3 separate regions of the Mus musculus genome follow, and all the other regions are linked to region 1. Evidence: chromatin loops called from intact Hi-C (ENCODE). Cell type or tissue: heart. All regions are shown on one strand. Each heading gives the region's core, and the rest is flanking DNA. Links, peaks and the distances in the headings are about the cores only.

Evidence for each region. A loop is a pair of places that touch in the nucleus more often than their neighbours do. Peaks named below come from ENCODE experiments on the same cell type or tissue, not always from the same donor. Only the 100,000 strongest peaks of a DNase experiment are listed, where the experiment ranks them.
Region 2: a loop joins it to region 1, with 3 times the contacts of the local background. A loop is called at or near these places in 9 of 42 quality-filtered maps.
Region 3: it touches region 1 in a loop (6-fold over the local background); 30 of 42 quality-filtered maps call a loop at or near these places.

The regions. Positions count from the first base shown.
Region 1 is chr11:107,465,986-107,472,027 of GRCm38, forward strand. Pitpnc1 (phosphatidylinositol transfer protein, cytoplasmic 1) reads right to left here and starts at 4,735. Exons shown (of 9, transcript NM_001359616.1): 1 at 3,906-4,735. The coding sequence starts at 3,953. In heart, for the core only: a CTCF peak has its summit at 3,244 (motif pointing left); DNase peaks (open chromatin) are centred at 3,206, 3,886, 3,966, 4,746 and 1 weaker place; H3K4me3 peaks cover 3,205 bases; H3K27ac peaks cover 3,410 bases.
Region 2 is chr11:107,187,333-107,193,259 of GRCm38, forward strand. Nol11 (nucleolar protein 11) reads right to left here and starts at 2,049. Exons shown (of 18, transcript NM_133702.3): 1 at 1,785-2,049. The coding sequence starts at 1,925. It overlaps Gm39425 (a long non-coding RNA gene), which reads left to right and starts at 1,995. Exons shown (of 3, transcript XR_880257.3): 1 at 1,995-2,187. It also overlaps the pseudogene Gm11718. In heart, for the core only: a CTCF peak has its summit at 2,040; a DNase peak (open chromatin) is centred at 2,049; H3K4me3 peaks cover 1,704 bases; H3K27ac peaks cover 1,096 bases.
Region 3 is chr11:107,210,414-107,216,455 of GRCm38, forward strand. It overlaps Pitpnc1 (phosphatidylinositol transfer protein, cytoplasmic 1), which reads right to left. Exons shown (of 9, transcript NM_001359616.1): 9 at 1-2,245. The coding sequence ends at 1,929. Among named protein-coding and RNA genes, the nearest start is that of Nol11, 24 kb to the left of the region's middle. In heart, for the core only: CTCF peaks have their summits at 3,508 (motif pointing right) and 5,172 (motif pointing right); no DNase peak of the experiment used is centred there.

The DNA of each region.
Region 1 (6,042 bases), core at 442-5,441:
GCCTGAGAGAGTTCTGCCAGCAATGTGGTGATTGGGCTGAGTTCCAGCCCCAGAGCCTTGTGGGGAGAAAACAGAGGAGGAAGAAGAGGAAGGAGGAGGAGGAGGAAGAAGAGGAGGTGGAAGAAAGTATGGTGACTCCCCAGCACAGAGGAAGAAACAGGCAGATCTCTGGGGCTCACCAGTCAGCCAGCCTAGCTGACTTGGCAAATAGTCCCAGGACTGTGTAAGGCCTCATATAAAAAAAAAAAAAAAAAAACCGGTGATCTGAGAAAGGCCACCCAAGGTTGTTCTCTGGCTTTGGCTTCAACATATACACCAGCATATATAATCTCAACTAATCCATGGAATGTTACTTTTTAAATTCCTTATTCAGAAACTCTCAATCCCCCCCTCCTCTCGAACCGTGTGTGTGTGTGTGTGTGTGTGTGTGTGTGTGTGTTGTGTTGCAAACCCAGGGCTTCAATCTTGCTCTGCAAGCTTTCTTCCACTGAAGCACCTACAAGCATACCATTAACACCCTGCTCTAGAGAGAAGCTCCACTCTATTTGCTCCGTCTCGCGGAGCTGTTCTCTTTCCTGGAACTGGGGAACATTTTATGAGAGAGAGAGACAGTAGAAGTCAATGCTATCTGCAACAATTCAAGGGACCCTGGTTTTTTTTTTTTTTTTTTTTATTTCGATGACAGTGCTGACTGTATCTGCTTTCAAGAAATGATTTTCCTTTTCCTGGATCAAACACTGTGGAGCTCAGGGAAAGGAAAAACAAACAAAAGCATTACCAGCACGCTCCTCCTGGCTTGGCTATTAACTAGTTGCGCAGCCTGGAATACAGCATTTAACCTTGTTTTGTGGGGGAGGGGAGAGCAACCAAAAAAGTTTCATGACTGACTTCAAACTTACTTTATAGCTGAGGATGACCTTAAAGTTTCTAAAATCTCTCCAGCCTCCACCTCCCAAGCGCTGGGATTATTAGTATTTATCAGTGGAGCAGCCATTACACCCCAGAGACTAGAGACCAGAGGCCATGTAGAGTCAGGGGAGAAGGGAAAGACACAGAGACCAGACATGGACTCCCCAAAACTCGGGCATTTACTTCCTTGGCAAAATCCAGTGAGTGCTAATTAACGTGCAAAGTTAATCAGAAGCAAGCACCAGAAGGTCCACACAGGTTACACCAAGTCCAAAGGGAGCCAGAAGCTGAAGCCAATGTTGAGCTACCAGAGACCACTTAATCTGCAGGAACCACCTTCTGCTACCAAACACTTTAGTTACTCCCCAGCACTGAGTATTAAGGCCAGCTAGCAGGGCACCACCATGGGATGGGAGAAGCTCTGGGGTAAGCTACAGTTTAAAAATTCAGATAGAATTTTTTTCTATCTGAGACCTCCAATCTAAACTGACAAAGCAGAGAACAATTTCACAATAAGACCTCAGGCTGAGGATGTAGCTCAGAGGCAGAAAGTTGTTTCCCCTGCTCAAGGCCACGTTCAACCCCCAGAACCACAAAGAGTACATAATAAAAAAATAAATAAAAATAAAAGTTAAACATCAGAATATGACCTCATAGAAATGGAATCGCACTTACTTTAGTCTAAACAGGTTTCACGTGCAGGATTTATAATTATCCTATAGGTAGAGCCTGGCTTCCTTGGCCGATTAAGAAAAGTCATTCTAGACAGGGGTGGCAGCACACTCCTTTGATCCCAGCACGTGAGAGGCAGCAGAGTCAGGTGGATCTCTGAGTTTGAGGTCAGTCAAGGCTACAGAGAAACCCTGTAGAAAGAAAGAGAAAGAAAGAAAGAAAGAAAGAAAGAAAGAAAGAAAGAAAGAAAGAAAGAAAGAAAGAGAGAGAGAAAGTAAGAGAGAGAGAGAGGGAGGGAGGAAGGGAGGAAGGGAGGGAGGGAGGGAGGGAGGGAGGGAGAGAGAGAGAGAGAGAGAGAGAGAGAGAGAGAGGGAAAAGAGAATAGAAAGGAAAAACCATCCACCTAAACCATTCAAATGCAGTTATTACACTGAATACTTAAACAAATGCGGGGGGGGGGGGGAGGGGGGGGAGATGCTGCCCTGTGCTTAACAAAGTATCTGAAGGAAACCAACCAGGATAATGAACAGATGTTAGCATGGAAGAATGGCTGAGCCCGGTGACATACACTTAAACTCAGCAGACAGATCTCTGTGAGTTCGAAGCCAGTCCGGGCTAGATAGTGAGTTGTAGGACAGCCAGGACTACATAGAAAGAACCTGCCTCAATATTTGACTGAGTCCCATTGGCGCCCTAGGATGGCACAGTCCTATCTATTAACCACAGTCAAAGCAGGAAATGAAGTGGAAGCATACGGACACCTCCAGGTTGCCCTGGTCCTGCTCAGCAGTCCCAGAGGTGCGAAGACAGCATGTCCACAAAACACCAGCACCAGGGAGGGGTGTGTGTGTGCACGTCCAATCCCATTCATTTGCCTTTCTTCATTCTCCACAAAGCTGTATGCTGCTTCCCCATTGATAAGGCACCTAACTACCATTTAAGACCTAGTTCAAAATGCTGCCACCCCAGAAACGCTCGTTGATAAGGCTGGGGGTGGGGAGAGGGGCATGGCTAAGCTATCCCTCTCGGTCTTTGGCAGCCAGTGTAGAGTGTCAAGTGTTTTGTAAACTTCAGGCTACTTTGATCCTACCTTGGATTGTCCTAGGGTCTCACCTTAACACTGGCGCCAGATGCAGAAGGAAGATTGCCCCCACCACCACCACCCTGGGAGGTGGGGGGGGGGGCAGGGAGCCAGACATAGTCTGAGTAACACAAAAGCACAAGGCCCCTTTCACAAAGTAGTGAGTAGATCACATGTCTGATAGATTAAATGCACCGGTTTTAAATACAAATACGTCGTGGATCGCTGATTTCATTTGTTGCCACATCAAACCACAGGAGTCTTTCCCAAATTGCCTTGATTGGCTTCATGTTCTGGCTGTGTGTCCCTGGACAGACGCAAAGCACTTATGAAATATCCAAAGAGGTGGGGAGAAAGGGGAACGAAAAGGAAGCCCGGGCCGGAGTGACCCTCACTGAGTCACTGTTTCCTCAATGGCGGAGCTCGCGGATAGGGGGGACGGGGGGCGGAGAAGGAATCGGAAGAATGCAAGCTGACCTGCGCGTGGAGGCCGAGCCCTTGAGCGGGGAGCCCCCCACCCTGCAGCCCCGATACTCAGAGCCAGGAGGGCCCGGCCTGACGGCCTGGAGCGCCCTCCGGTGGCCGCGCCGCAGGCCCCACCACTGGGGCTCTTCCTAAGACCACGCTCCCCGCCGCGGAAGGAACGAGACACGCAGAAAGTTTCCGAGCCAGGCGGTCAGCAAAGGACAATCCAGATCGCGGAGGGAGCCTGGATGCTCGGCTGGGCAGGAGCCAGCGCCTAGACCGGAGGCGACAAGAAGTCGGGTTCTAAACGGACCCTCTCCAGGCCTCCCACATGCCCCCAAGGCGGGACTCTGGTCTGCAGATCCCACCCGCGCGGAATTTGTCCCTGCAAGCCCACCTTGTAAAGAGGACATGGGGACAGTGGCTACCACCACGGCCGGTTACCCCGATACTCCGGCTGCAGAGCATGCTTGGGCTCTTATACTCTGTGCATTTGCTTAATTGGAGGGAGGGGGCGCAACAGCTCCCTGTGACGCATTGTGGTCCCCAGGAATCTGATTCTAGATGTCCCCGAAGAGCTCACCTGGACTCCCCCGCCCCACCCCCACGCCGCCTTTCCTCTGCTGGGGTGACGAGTGGGAACAGCGAATCCCCTGCCTCCTCCCCCTCCAGCCTCCAGGTTTGGGCGCCAGGGTTTCCCCGCCGCACGCAGTGGACCCGCCGGCCGAGTGGTGGCGGCTGGGGACCCGGAGCGGGCGAGGCCGGGCGCGGTGCCTACCTCGTCCACGGTGAGCGGCATGCAGATTCGGTACTCCTTGAGCAGCATGTTCCTGCCGGCCGCAGACCTCGGGAAAGAAGGGGGCGTCCCAACAGATGAGCAAGGCTGGAGCCCAGAGGAGGGCAAAGACGCTGGGAACCGGCAAGCGAAGCAGCCCCGGTGGTGCGCTCAGCTCCTAACTGCCTCCGGTCCGCCCCGGAGCATGTCAAGCTTCGGGTCCCGGTGTCTGTGACTCCCCCGCCTCCTTCCTCGCAGAGATCAGCCCTCTCGGTATTGCAAAGTCAGGCACTGAGGGAGGGAGACCCGCGGGAGACAGCTCGGATCAGCAGCCCCGGGCTGGTAGGCGCGGCCACCAGATCAGGACATGCCCGGCGGCGGGCAAGAGAGGCAAAAGGAGGAGGAAAAGGGATTTCCACAAATTCAAACAAACGCACAAAAGTCTCCTCTGGATCCTCCTCCGAAAGCAGAGCTGAACCTGGCGAGCCCCCTTTTTCTCCTACCCGTCTACCGTGGGTTAATGTCACCAGGAACACATTGCCGCGGGAGCAGGCGATGCTGACTTTCCAAACAAAGGCTCGATGGGCTCCTCTCCCCGGGCGGTAAACAAGATTTCCTGCTCTTTTTTAGGGCCAGTCCCCGAGTCTCTCCGGAGCTCAGCTGAGAGAGAAAAGGGAAGCCGCAGCCGCCAAGGCTCTGCCCTGCTCTGGGCCCCGGGTGTCTTCAACCTAGGCGGTTGGCTGCCAGCGGCTTGCGCGCGTCCCCTCCCCCGAGTCCCTCGGCTCTGAGAGCGCCGTGCGTGCCCGTGAGTTTGCAGCCACCTCGCCGCGACTGGAGAGTCCGCGCCGAGCTGCAGTGTGCCTGGGGCAGGGAGGTGGGTGCGGGAGGAGCGAGAGCGACGAGGCTGACATCAGCAGCGGCCGCGGCGGGGAGGGTAGCCCCATCCGGCCAATGGGGAAATGGCAAAGAATGTGGAGGATTTAAACAAAACAGCATGTCTCTCCCGTCTGCTGCCAGACGCCAGGGCTGTCCCAGAACCTAGAACAGCTAACGCAAAGAGAACAGAGAATCGCAAAGAAGCTATCCTGGACTCTTACAACGTTGGATCTGTTTTCAAATGTAACCTGGGTGCCATAGGGCTCTCTACTTAGTCGCTTTGGAAACCGTTTCCAAAGTGCACTAGTGCCCCTTGACTTTGGGGCTGGGGGCGTGTTTACAAATGCTCACAGCGAACATTTTTTTCTCTCTGATGGAGTAAGCAAGGCCGGAGCAAGAGAAATGATGGTTTTAGAATGGGTTTTTCTAACATGCTCTCAAGGCGGAGTTCTGCAGCAGTGTTGGTGAAAACAGAGTAAAAATGCGTGCGCGCTCGCAACCACACACACACACACACACACACACAGAGAGAGAGAGAGAGAGAGAGAGAGAGAGAGAGAAGCATTGCCTGCTACCTCTTTCTCCCTGGCTCTCTGCAATCCCAACTGCAGGCTTCCCAGAGCAGAAAGAATAGGTTTTCGTGTCAGCACTCCTAAGTTCAAAAAGTCACAGTGAAATGTCAATAAAAATGCCCGGGGTGTTGGTATTTCATCCATATTAAACAGATCTCTCATTTTAACCACAAGAAGCACATTCTTTAGTTACTCAGGAAGCAGCATGTAACTGCTGAAGTCTGGTTTTCATTTGTCTGGCATTCGGTTTTGGTTTGTTTTTTTTTTTTTTTTTTTTTTTTTTTAGCTTGTTTTCCTAAAAATGGAGGAAAAAAGTGCATCCACTGCCTATAGGAGGATAATGTGTAAACATCACTGGCTCTCAAACATAGATGCATATGTTCACACAAACGTGTGTGTGTGTGTGTGTGTGTGTGTGCATTTGTGAGTTCTGGAGACCCACATTCACCCATAGAGCTTGCATTGGGCAATGCAGACTCTGCAGGCCTCAATGGTATAGTATGTTAAAATGATGCTCAATAAGTCACTAATCAACATAATGAGGGTGGGCTCTGGCTAATGTTGTCCAGATGACCCAAGTTTAGAGCTCAGGGAACATGATCCAGCCTGCTAGGAAAATGACACCCTAAACATAGCTTATATTCTGGTAAAGAAAGAAAGAAAGAAAGAAAGAAAGAAAGAAAGAAAGAAAG
Region 2 (5,927 bases), core at 1-5,000, 280 kb before region 1:
CCTTTACCAGCTGGGCCATCTCAACAGCCCTCAGAACTTGCACAGATTAAGAGTTCCTTGGAGGTGGATTGTGGTGATGTCTATACAACAATGTACCATTTCACTATTTGCACACTTAGCAGTTGTGATGATCAAGTGTCATCTTTAAATTCTAACTAGGTGTGATGGTTCACACTTGTATCCTTAGCACTGGGAGGCTGAGACAGGATAGGGAATTCTGCATGCCTTTGATCCCAGCACTTGGAAGGTGGAGCCAGAGGCCAGCCTGGTCTATATAGTGAGTTTCAGGACAGGTAGAGATACACAGGGAGAAACTGTTTCAAACAACAACAACAAACAAACAAAAACCCAAAGCCAGACCTGTCTCAAAAACAAAACAAAAATCCTCCAAAACTCTTAACAATATGAAAATTAATACAAGACACTCTGTATGAACAATGATACAATTAAAAATGAATTGATTGGGGGCTGGAGAGATGGCTCAGCAGTTAAGAGCGCCGACTGCTCTTCCAAAGGTCCTGAGTTCAAATCCCAGCAACCACATGGTGGCTCGCAACCATCTGTAACAAAAAATCTGATGCCCTCTTCTGGAGTGTCTGAAAACAGCTACAGTGTGCTTACATATAATAAATAAATAAATATTAAAAAAAAAAAAAGAATTGATTACTTGTGGAACAGAGGTAGAGAAAATCAGGTTGGTGCAAGTCCACCTAACTGTCATCAACTATTGTATTCCTATGCAGAAACTGCCAAATTAGTAGACAGCCCCAAGTTTGAAGGGAAGTTTAAACCAACAGTATAGGGGATTGTTGGCAACCTGTCCCCAAAACAATAAAACACTTGGGTAACTTTTTTTTTCCTGAATAACTTAGTTTTTCGGTTGTTCCTGTTGTTTTTACGTACACTGGTGTTTTGTTTGCTTGTATGTCTGTGTGAGGGTGTTAGATCCCGTTGTTACAGTTGTGAGCTGCAATGTGGGTGCTGGGAATTGAACCCCAGTCCTCCGGAAGAGCAGCCAATACTCTCTCCAGCCCTTGCAGATGGATAACTTTTTTAATGACACAAGAAACTGTTCAGGGGCATTGGTGGTGGTGGCACACGCCTTTAATTCCAATGCATCTCTATGAGTTCGGTTTACAGAGTCAGGACAGCCAGGGCTACACAGAGAAACCCTGTTTCGAAAACCCAAAATACTAACCAAAATGACGACAACAACAACAAACTTCAAAACTCCAGCTTAAAAAACGTGCTTTGTAGATGATTGCTATAACAAGGCTCTACGTATGCTTGTTGAGCCGGGAATCAGGCTGCAAAGCGGGTGAGACTGCGACTTTCACAGTGTGATGCAGAACTGTCCAATCTTTCTAGGACACCAAGAAATCCCTGCCTCTTCCCACCATCCGACTCACCCCGCCCCCGGGACCCCAAGGAGCGGAGGATGTCCTGGAGAACACACATTTTCAACCTGTCAGTGTCATGCAAGCTGCTGGGTGACAGACGTGGTCCCCTCGGCCAGGCTCTGTCCCCGGGGAAAGGGGAGGCACAGGTCCCCAGCTCATCCCATGTGCACCCAGACACCGCCGCACGTCACTCGGAAATACGCCGGTCCTCACTACTGACAAACAACTTCTGAACCTCATGCGGCGTCCCGCCGACTCTGTCGCACCCCGGGTCTCTGTCACGCCCGCTCCCGGCTTTCCTTCCCAAGTGTGAGAAACTCAAGCCTCCCGCCCCCGGCTTCGGACAGAGGCGAGACACCTGCCGGCCAGCCCCACCGTCCTCACCTTGTAAAGGACGACGGTCCTGCCGCTGTCCGTCACTAGGAACTGGTCGGCTTTGTCAGTCTGCTCTACACCTAGGAATCCCTCAGGCCCGGCGCCTAAGACTCCAGTAGACAACGTGAATTCTTCTTCCAGGGTTGCCATTTTGGGTTGGCCTACAGCCCGGGCATGCTTCCCGGCAGCCTTTGTGCTTCCTCTCGCGAGAGCGACCGACACCAAGGAGGAAAATCAGCTCGAGCAGAACTGCGACCCCTGGCGGGCGGAAGAGGAGGAGGCGAACACCGCCCAGTGGGTGGAGTCTAGACCACGTGCGAACGCTCAAGACCCTCGAGGCCACGCCTCCCGGCTAGTAGAGACAGAAATCGCTGAGTCGGCTCCCTTGCCCTCTTGTTTCACCTCTTGGAAGGTGAGAGATAAGTTTAAAAACGGCCTGATATAAAAAAAAACATATTTTAAAAATATGCTAGTGAACTCTAAAAAGTCCTACCACAATATGCCAGAAGGGAAAAATATTAACCTGCAGATGGCAGTTAAGGTTCTGTTTCAAAATGCCTAATCTCGCTTACCCTAACCCTCCAGAGACGGCTAGTTCGTGGGCATTTATTTTAACTATCGTTTTTGGTGCTGGTAGAGAAATCTTTTCCAGATTATCAGAATGTACAACTCTTTTGATTAAAAAAACAACAAAACAAAACAAAAACCCGAAATCTAGCTGGGCGTGGCGGCACATGCCTTTGATCCCAGCACTCTGGAGACTGAGGCAGGGGGATCTCAGTAAATTCGAGATCAATTTGGTCTACATAGAATTCTAGGCCAGCCTTAGCTACACAGAAAGACTGACTATCTTTTTTTTTTTAAGTTTTTATTTATTATTATACATAAGTACACTGTAATTGTCTTCAGATGTGCCTGAAGAAGGTGTCAGGTCTCATTACGATGGTTGTGAACCACCATGTGGTTGCTGGGATTCGAACGCAGGACCTTTGATAGAGCAGTCAGTGCTCTTAGCACTGAGTCATCTCGCCAGCCCCAAGACTGACTGTCTTTAAAGGTTTTTTGTTTTATCTTTTTTTTTTTTTTTTTTGGTTTTATGAAACAGGGTTTCTCTGTATAGCCCTGGCTGTCCTGGAACTCACTCTGTAGACAAGGCTGGCCTTGAAATCAGAAATCTGCCTGCCTCTGCCTCTCAAGTGCACCACCATGCCAGGCTTGTTTTATTTATATGAGTCCACTACAGCTGTCTTCAGAGACACACTAGAAGAGAGTGAATCAAATCCCATTACAGATGGTTGTGAGCCACCATGTGGATGCTGGGAATTGAACTCAGGACCTCTGGAACAGCAGCCAGTGCTCTTAACCTCTGAGCCATCTCTCCAGCCCTAAGACTGTCTTTAAGAACAAACAAAAAAAGAAACTTAGCAGGACTTGCCCAGCCCTTGGCAGGCTGAGGCAGACTGATCGACAGGTTGGCAGCCAGCCTTGGCTCCTGGGAGATGCATTCACAGAATGAAATCAACAGTGCTCTGTGCTCACGTTAGCCATGCTTCCATTAACCTCAGTATGGGTGAAGAATCACACAAGTTTCATTTCTGAAGATTCCCCCACTCTCTGACAGACAGCTAAGGCCAGGACAGTTTACTGCTTGTATAATTTGGAGGTGGGGCTTGTGAATTTTACAGGTTGCAGCTTACTTAGACTTGAAAATTTTGTTTACTTCCTGAGTCTCCTAGATCTTGCACCTCCTTCTTCCCTCCTAGGAAGCATTCAGAGGCACTACTGCAGTTTGAGCAAACTGTTGCACAATGTATGCATATGTCTATACACATATATACATACATACACACATTGTTTCTGTTTTGTTTTGTTTTGTTTGAAATGGGGTATTCTGTACTCTAGGCTGGCCTGGAACTTACCTGGTAATATGTATCACTAGGCCCTTGTTTATTTGTATCTGTATCCACCACCAGCACTATCTTGTGTCTGGACCTGGTTGGTCAGGACCTGATAGACGACCTCATGATACCTCATAAGATCCTGACTGAGCCAGGCTACAGCTTTACTACCACAGCTGAGACAGAAGTTGTAGGTGACATTAAGGAGGGGCTCTGCCATGTTGCCCTGGATTTTGAGCAAGAAATGACTACTGTTGCATCCTCCCCTTCCTTGGAGAAGAGCTATGAGTTGCCTGATGGGCAGGTAATCACTGTTAACAATGAGTGATTATGGTGTCCAGACGGGACTCTTTCAACCTTCCTTCCTGGACATGGAGTCCTGTGGCATCCATAAGACTCCCTTCAACTCCCTCATGACATGTGGTGGTACCACCCTGTATTCAGGCAATGCTGACAGGATGCAGAAGGAGATTACAGCCCTAGCACTTGGCACAACAAAAATTAAGATCATTACCATCCCTTAGCGCAAATCCTCAGGCTGGACTGATGGCTCCATCTTGGCCTCACTGTCTACCTTCCAGCAGATGTGGATCAGCAAGTATGAGAACTCTGTCCGTGTCCCCTCCCCGCCCCCATCATCCACCGCAAATTCTTCTAGATGGACTGAGCAGGTGTCAGGTATCTGCTGCATGGGCTGAAGTATCGACCGGCCCAGGCAAATGTACACACCTCATGCTAGCCTCATGAAACTGGAAGAAGCCTTGGAAAAGAAATTTGTCCTTGAAACTTATATCTGATATCAGTACTGAATCGTAGAATTTGTTGCTGATTTTTTTGACCTTGTATTTAAGTTCATTGTTCCCTTGATACGGTTGATATACCCTGTGCATATCTTGATTTAGTCCTTAGTCCATGTGGCTCTGTCACTTGGTGGCTGGTAAGAGCATACTGTGGAAAAGAAATCCCCTGCCTTTTGGATCAGTGTGAACACCTCGGAGTGATCTATGCAGGTTATTAACAGACAGCAGACTTCCAGGATTTCCTGAGGCTGGCAAGGGTTCCTGAACCAGTCACTCCCTCCATCTTGCTGGTCCAAGGATAGGAAAGTTGGAGCCAGCCTTAGGACCCAGTTCCCAGTCTGTTTTTTCCCCTCCTGACTGCCATGGGGTTGTTATTTACCTTGAACTTGATTCCTGTCAATGTATTCATCCTTTTAATTTATGTAAAGTTTTTTGTGCTCAATACTTTTTTAGAAAATGACAAATTTTGGTTTTCCACTGTTCAGTTAGGCCTAGTAACACGTCATTGTGTAAAGAAAACTAAAAGTGCTGCAGTAACTGAAAAAAATTAAATAAAAACCACATTTTTTTTTCCTGGGTGGTGGCGGTTGCAGAACACACCTTTAATCCAGGCACTCTGGAAACAGAGGCAGGCACATCTCTGTAAATTCGAGGCCAGCTTGCTCTACAAGCAAGTTCCAGGACTGCCAGGGCTACAAAGATGAACACTGTCTAGGAAAAAAATTTTAAAAATGGGTTTTATTTTTACTTGGTGTGTGTGGATATTTCACCTGCTTGTATGTCTGTGTACGAAGTAAGCGCCTGGTACCCTCAGATGCCACACGAGCATGTCAGACCCCCTGGAACTGGAGTTGCAGATATCTGTGAGGCACCATGTGGGTGCTGGGAATGGAAGCAGGGTCCACTGCAAGAGCAGCAAGCACTCTTAACTGTTGAGTCAGATCCCCGCCCGGTTAAAGCATACGATAAAGGATATATATAGGATGCGATATAGGATGTATAGGGACCATTGTGTGGAGGAAGCAGATGCTGCCAGCCATATTATCTGAGACTTGCAGTGGTTCTTAAACCACATGTAAGGTGTCTGAGCTGTGCTTTTCAGATCTGGGGTCTTAGCCTGCTGTGGAAGCGAATGTTCAGACTGCAGCAAGGAATGGAATAATAGAACTCCAGCAGCAAGCATCTCTGGGGGTAGTTTCTCTGAAGCAAGCATTAGAGAGAGAATCTAAGGTCGTTCATCATAGTATGGGGTGTGTCTTTTCAAAACCCAGGGCCTGCATCTAGAGATTTTTGTTTTTTGTTTTTTTTTTTGTCTTTTGAAACAGGGTTTCTTTGTGTATGTAGCCTTGGCTGTCCTGCAACTCACTGGAACTCAGTCTGTAGACCAGGCTGGCCTCAAACTCAGAAATCTGCCTGCCTCTGCCTCCTGAGTGCTGGGACTAAAGGTGTGCGCC
Region 3 (6,042 bases), core at 676-5,675, 260 kb before region 1:
CTTTGGTGCTAGGCTTGAGGGGCCAGCATCTGGGCCATGGGAGAGGGCGTGAACCCCAGAGATGTTGCAGAATGTGGAGACTGAAGAGAGGGTGCAGGCAGGGTCCACCGGCTGGGAGGTGTCAGGGAAGGAGAATATACTCCCTGGTCTGTTTTGCTTCCTTTGGGATCTGGATTGGGGGGGGGGGGGGCATTTCCTTTCCTGAGGTTGAAGGTCACGAGTCAGGAAGGGACAGCTAGGACATGGGCTCTGGAGCTCCCCAGCCACCTGCATTGCTCTATCTGCTTCCCTTCCTTGTGGGTTTAAAGGCAGTGAGGTGTAAGGGTGACAGATTTCTCTTTCTGCCACTTTGATGACCTACTGACCTCACCAGCTGTCGGCATACATGTCCCCTTCATTCAGCAATGAGAGCAAGACAAAAAGGGACATTTATGATCACACCTCTGTACAAATAGGAGCCTGCGATTCCACTCCTCCCGCCTGCCTGTATTTACTGGATTCCAGGGACACAGGCAATAGCTGGATTATTTCCTTTTTTGCAGGGTTATGGATCAGTCCCAGGGCCTCCTGAATGTTAGGCAAGAACTCTACAATCGAGTTACACCCTGGCCCCCGATATTTAGATTATAAGGAAGGCCTAAGAGAATGGTGGTGCTTCCTAAAGCCTGGTGATGGGCAAACCATTTCCAGGAATATCTGGGTGTTCCTAAGAGTAAACCAGGAGGCGTGGCTTCTCTTCTGTGTGGTTCAGACACTGGCTAGTTAAACCCGGGTCCCTTAGTCTATCCTCAATTTCCTCAAGTGGGAGACTGTCAATGAATTCTACTTAGCTTGTCGAAATTTCTGAGAATCGTTATGGATGAAGCTCACAAGTCAAACTTTGCAGGTCCCTGAAGAGAAGATGTCTGTCTCACCTGGGGCTCTCTGTTTCCGGAATATTCCACATTGTATTAGTTGTGGTCATAAGTCATCCAGGCAAGATTTGAGAAGCCACCAGGGCACAAAAAGGGGAAGCGAAGAGACGCAAACAGATGGGTGCTTTATTAAATTTTGTGAAAAGGTATAAAGACATTATCATTAATTGCACTTGGAGCCTCAAGAAGTTGGTTATTAAAATTTTCAAAAATTTAAGAAGTTAATCAGGCTCCAAATCCTGAGTCAGACTAAATCAAAATAGGAATATTGATAACAACTGGAATTCAAGTATTGGTAGTCAGCAGTCCCAAAAGAGAACAATTAGGCATGTGACACCTGAGAGTATTTTTTTTTCTTTTTTTTTTTTTTTGTTGTTGTTGAGAATTTCAGGTTTGATGGGAGGAAACTGACATCATTAATTTACCACACCTTACCAAAAAAAAAAAAAAAAGTTTTCTCATCCATTTACCCTTTTACCATTGAGGTCCACATCAGACTCACCAAAGCCCCCAAAACAAGGCTTCCTCCCTGGTCCACATCTAAAGCTAGAGAAGATTCTGTGGGTTTTGTTTGATTGTTCTTGAGACAGTGTCTCAAATAACTCAGGCTGGCCTCAAACTCTGTATGTAGCTGAGGTTGACCCTGAACTTCTGATCCTCCTGCCTGGTTACCATGGCTGGGATGGAACCCCGGGTTCCACAGTAGCTGTAGCAGCTCTACCCACTGAGCGGTGTCCTCAGCCCCTCCTGTTTTGTTTCCTTTCGTTTTTTTGTTTTTTTTTTTTGTTTTTTGTTTTCCCTAAATCATACTTTTCACATTCACTATGATGCTGTGTGGCACACGTAGGGGTTCTTGCTATCTGTGAGATTATTTAACCACATGCATTGTCTGAGATCCAAGAACACATCTGAGTGAAGGAGGCAGTCTTTTCCTCGTCCAGAGAATTCTTTAAAAAAAAAAAAAAAAAAAGCCACAAATGAAAACAAAGGACCCAAAGGGATGTTCAGACCGAGTTACTCTGATTTGGGCCGACATGGCTTTTCGGAAGTGTAGACGCCAGGTAAATTCAGGGTGGCTTTTTTCTCCGGATCTGGAAGTGTGAGCGTCTCTGGAGCAGATTTTTTCCGGGGCCGGTCTTTGGGAATGGACAGAAATTCTGGCGCATCTGTGGAGAGAGGGGTGGATGGGGCGCTGGAGGGGGCGCTGCGCACCGAGGAAGGCAGTAGGGCGATGCTGGAGATAGAAATGGCCGGTGGGAAAACGCCAATCTTCTTGTTGGTGGCTTCCTGAGTGGCTCTTTCGAACTCTCGCACTTCATCCATTGTCATGTCTTCAAAGGGAAAAGCGGAGAAAAGAATAGTTACTGTTCGGACGGGCAAATGGGTTTATTGCTAAATCTGGGGACACTACCATGAAGCTGATGCCTACCCAATCACAAACTTGACATGTCTTTGAAATATTAGACCCTCATTTTTTTTTCTCCCCTGCCCCCCACATCTGTGTTACTAAGACACATCCCGGAAAAGAACATTTCTTTTTTTGGATATTAACCCAAGAGTTTTCAAAGGACTCTTAGTAAGTATTAAGGAATGACTGAAATACACTTTATCTATCTATTTGCTGTGTGTGGTGTGGGTGGCTGAGTCTCGGGGGAGAGAGGATCGGGTTCATTGGGTTGAATTCAGGTTGCCAGGCTCGGCAGCAGTGGCTGCCTTTACTTGGTGAGCCATCTCATTAGCCTAGTTAGTATGCATTAAAAATATTTGTGTGTGTGTGTGTGTGTGTATGCATGCATAGGTGTGTCATGTACGTGGTGTCTGTGTCTGTATGAATGTGTGTGCATGCATGTGTGTTGTGTGTATCTACGTTGGCTTACTCAGGCTCATTCAGTTCTTCTGGCCCTCTGCCATGGTCTCAGTGGTTCAGGTCTCTTTGCAGTGTTGAATGTGGCATGAACACTGACAACCTATGTTAATCATTAGGTGTTCTTTGTGGGGCTGGGGATCAAATCCAGGGCCCCGAGTATGCCAGGCAGGGGCTCTACCACCAAGTCACACCACTGGGTTTCATAACATCTGGACAAAGAAAACAACAAACACTTTTTGTGTATGTGGGGGTGTTCTGTGTGGCCCCAAGGTCCGGTAACTTCGTAGACCAGGCTCTGGGACTGCAAAACCCAGATCTACCTGTCTCTGACTCCCATGTGTAGGGATTAAAGGCATGCACTATCAAATGCCAGACTCAAAAAAACAAAAACAAAAACAAAAAACCCCCACTTCCCATTAAATTGAATCTGTGACCATTTCCCTATGAAATTTTAAAAAATTTCCTGAAAGGGAAGAGTTTTTATAAAGGAGATAAAAAAAAATTACAATTGTGTTGACATAATATAAAATTTATATGGTTTTAAGAAAACTCGTACCTATTAACTTACCACTTTTAAGTGAATGAGTGAGATTCATTTCTTTAAAGCAGCATTTGCTTGGAATTCGACATAGAATTTTAGTGAACTAGGATATATCTTTAATAAATGGATAGCAATTTGAAAAAGTGACTTGGTTAACAAGTTGCTGAAATGTTGTGATATTGTATGTTTCCAGCAGGGGGCAGAAAGGACACAGCACAGAATTTAGATTAAAAAAAAAAAAAAAAAAAAACCCAAAAAACTCAAAAAACCAAAAAACCAAAAAACCAAAACCAAAACCCCTCAGAGTCTCCTCTTCTCTTTGAAACCTCTCACTTGCCAAGCGAGACTGCTTCTTTCTTTAGTTTCTTTCTTTAGTGTGCTAACGGAAGTTAATTTTGCTTACTTCCGACTTAACTTATCCATTTTCAGGGTGATCATTTAAATTTCATTTTAGCACCCGTGAAGGTGCTAAAATTATTTTTCTTTTTCTTTGATAGGCTCTTGGGTAGATCAGGCTGGCCTCTAACTCAGTATGTAGGTGAGGATAACTTTGGATCTCTGATCTTCCTGCCTCTATTTCACCAGTGCCGGGATTGTGACAGCGGCCACCGTTTATATGGTGTTAGGGATCTAGCCCAGGGTTCTGCATAGTTAAGCACTTTGCTACATCCCTAGCCCCATTATGTGGCTTTATTACTATTTATACATTTTAAAAATATTTTTAATTCTTAGGGTGTGTGTCTGTGTACATGTGGAGCCAATTCACTCTTTCCACAGTTACCTGGGCCCTGGCAATCAAACTCAGGTCTCTAAGCTTGTATGATGAGGGTCTTTCCCTGATAGGCCATCTTGCTGGCCTATCCACACACTACTTACTTGTGGTACACACAGCCTCTCAGCTTTAACCATCTTTTTTTCATTATGGAAAAAAAAAGTACAATTGCAAAAAACAAACAAACAAACAACAACAACAACACAACACAACACATGATCCACGATCTCATGGTATCCCAAAGAAAGAGGGCAATATTATAAGATAACCATTATACTTCAATCATGGTGACAATGGGTTTCTTACAGCCAGAAAAAAGGTGGGGGTGCATTCTGAGTTATCATCTTTCTCTACACAGTTTAACGCTAATGATGAGTTAAAACGGAAAGAACACATGCAAAGGCTTTAAGCTGTAAGCTCTGTCCCTACCCCACCTCCCCCTTGGCCCATATTATAGATCAGGCTGGCCTCCAACTCAAGGCAATTCTCCTGCCTCAGCTCTCAGCCACCATGTCTGCCTTAGATCCTGAAAACAGTGGTGCTCAGTGCCCTTCAGGCATCCCTTGTCCCTTCTTCCCTCCCCTGTAGCTTTCTTTGGGTTTGACATTCCTAGGAGAAAAGGTAATCTAAAGCAAGGAACGTTCTGGAACAGTTTCCTTAAAAGAACATTCCTATCTTTAGAACAGGAAAAAAGGAGAGTTGGGAGGTATTCGATCAAAATGGGGCAAACCTTCAGCAACTCTTGCTTCAACTGGTTTCCTGCAAACCCCAATCACCGCGTGCACGACAGGGGGAAGGCGGAGCCAGTCCGCTTTCAGGCGGTCACATGCATCCAGTGGCCAATGGCATGCACTAGCCTGGCAAGGTACAGTCCAAATCATGCTCTGTGTGTGTGTGTGTGTGTGTGTGTGTGTGATTAAACATTTCCAAAACATTACCAGAAGGTCTTCCGATTCTAGAGCCTTTGTCACAACAGTTACCTCTCAAAGTTCTGTAATTATGCTCTCATTTCTTTTTTAAAAAATGGATTTATCATTTGTTTATGTATATGTGTGTGTGTGTATACACATGTGCATGCATGCAATCAATGCCTACTTAGGACAGTAGAGGGCACTGGATACCCCGGACCAGAAAGTGGTGAGCCACTAGATATGGGCGCTAGGAACTGAACTTGGGTACCTACAAGGGCAGGTGCTCTGAACTGCTGAGCTGTCTCTAGACCCTGCATTCTCACTTCTTAGAAAAGCAAAACAAAACAGAACCAAAAAAACAAAAGTAGCAGTCATGTAAAAACTGCATTCTTGAGTTTCCCAGTATCTTATAATAAATACTATTACCCTAGGGCCTGGGCATGGCAAACACAAGAATTCATCCTGTTCCGAGAAAGATCACATGTAAGAGATCTGGCTGAGACCTATGTGCCAACTTGGGGACGAGTCCTTTGTTATCCCTAGGGCCTCTTTGTTAGCATCACTGACCAAGAGATAACTATGTATTTAAATACAGGCTTCCATTTCTGGTATATACCATATAGTCAGCTTTCAGTAAACCCAAGGCTGTCAAACAACCCTGGGCTTTCTAAGGCCTTTGCTAAGTAAGTCTCAGGCTAGATCTACTATGTAGCACCCCTAAATCTCAGTTCACCACCAGCCCCCACTAGGAATGCGTGTGTGCACAGACTGTAGCTTACTCTGTAGATTAGCCTAAGTCAAAAGGAACTGACTGAGTAAAACAGCCCAAAAGAGTTCCAGAAAAGCCTCTCAGAGACCATGACAGCTGAAGAGCAAAGCCCTTCAAGGAGTACAAGTGCCAACTACGCCTTGAAAAGTCCCGCATTTGATCCACTTCACCTCTGACACCCACTGTGGCTCCTGTGCTACTTCGTGATTAGTGCAGGCCATCTGACAGGTACCCCCAAATGTTTCCACTCTCTTTTTATGACTGGGTT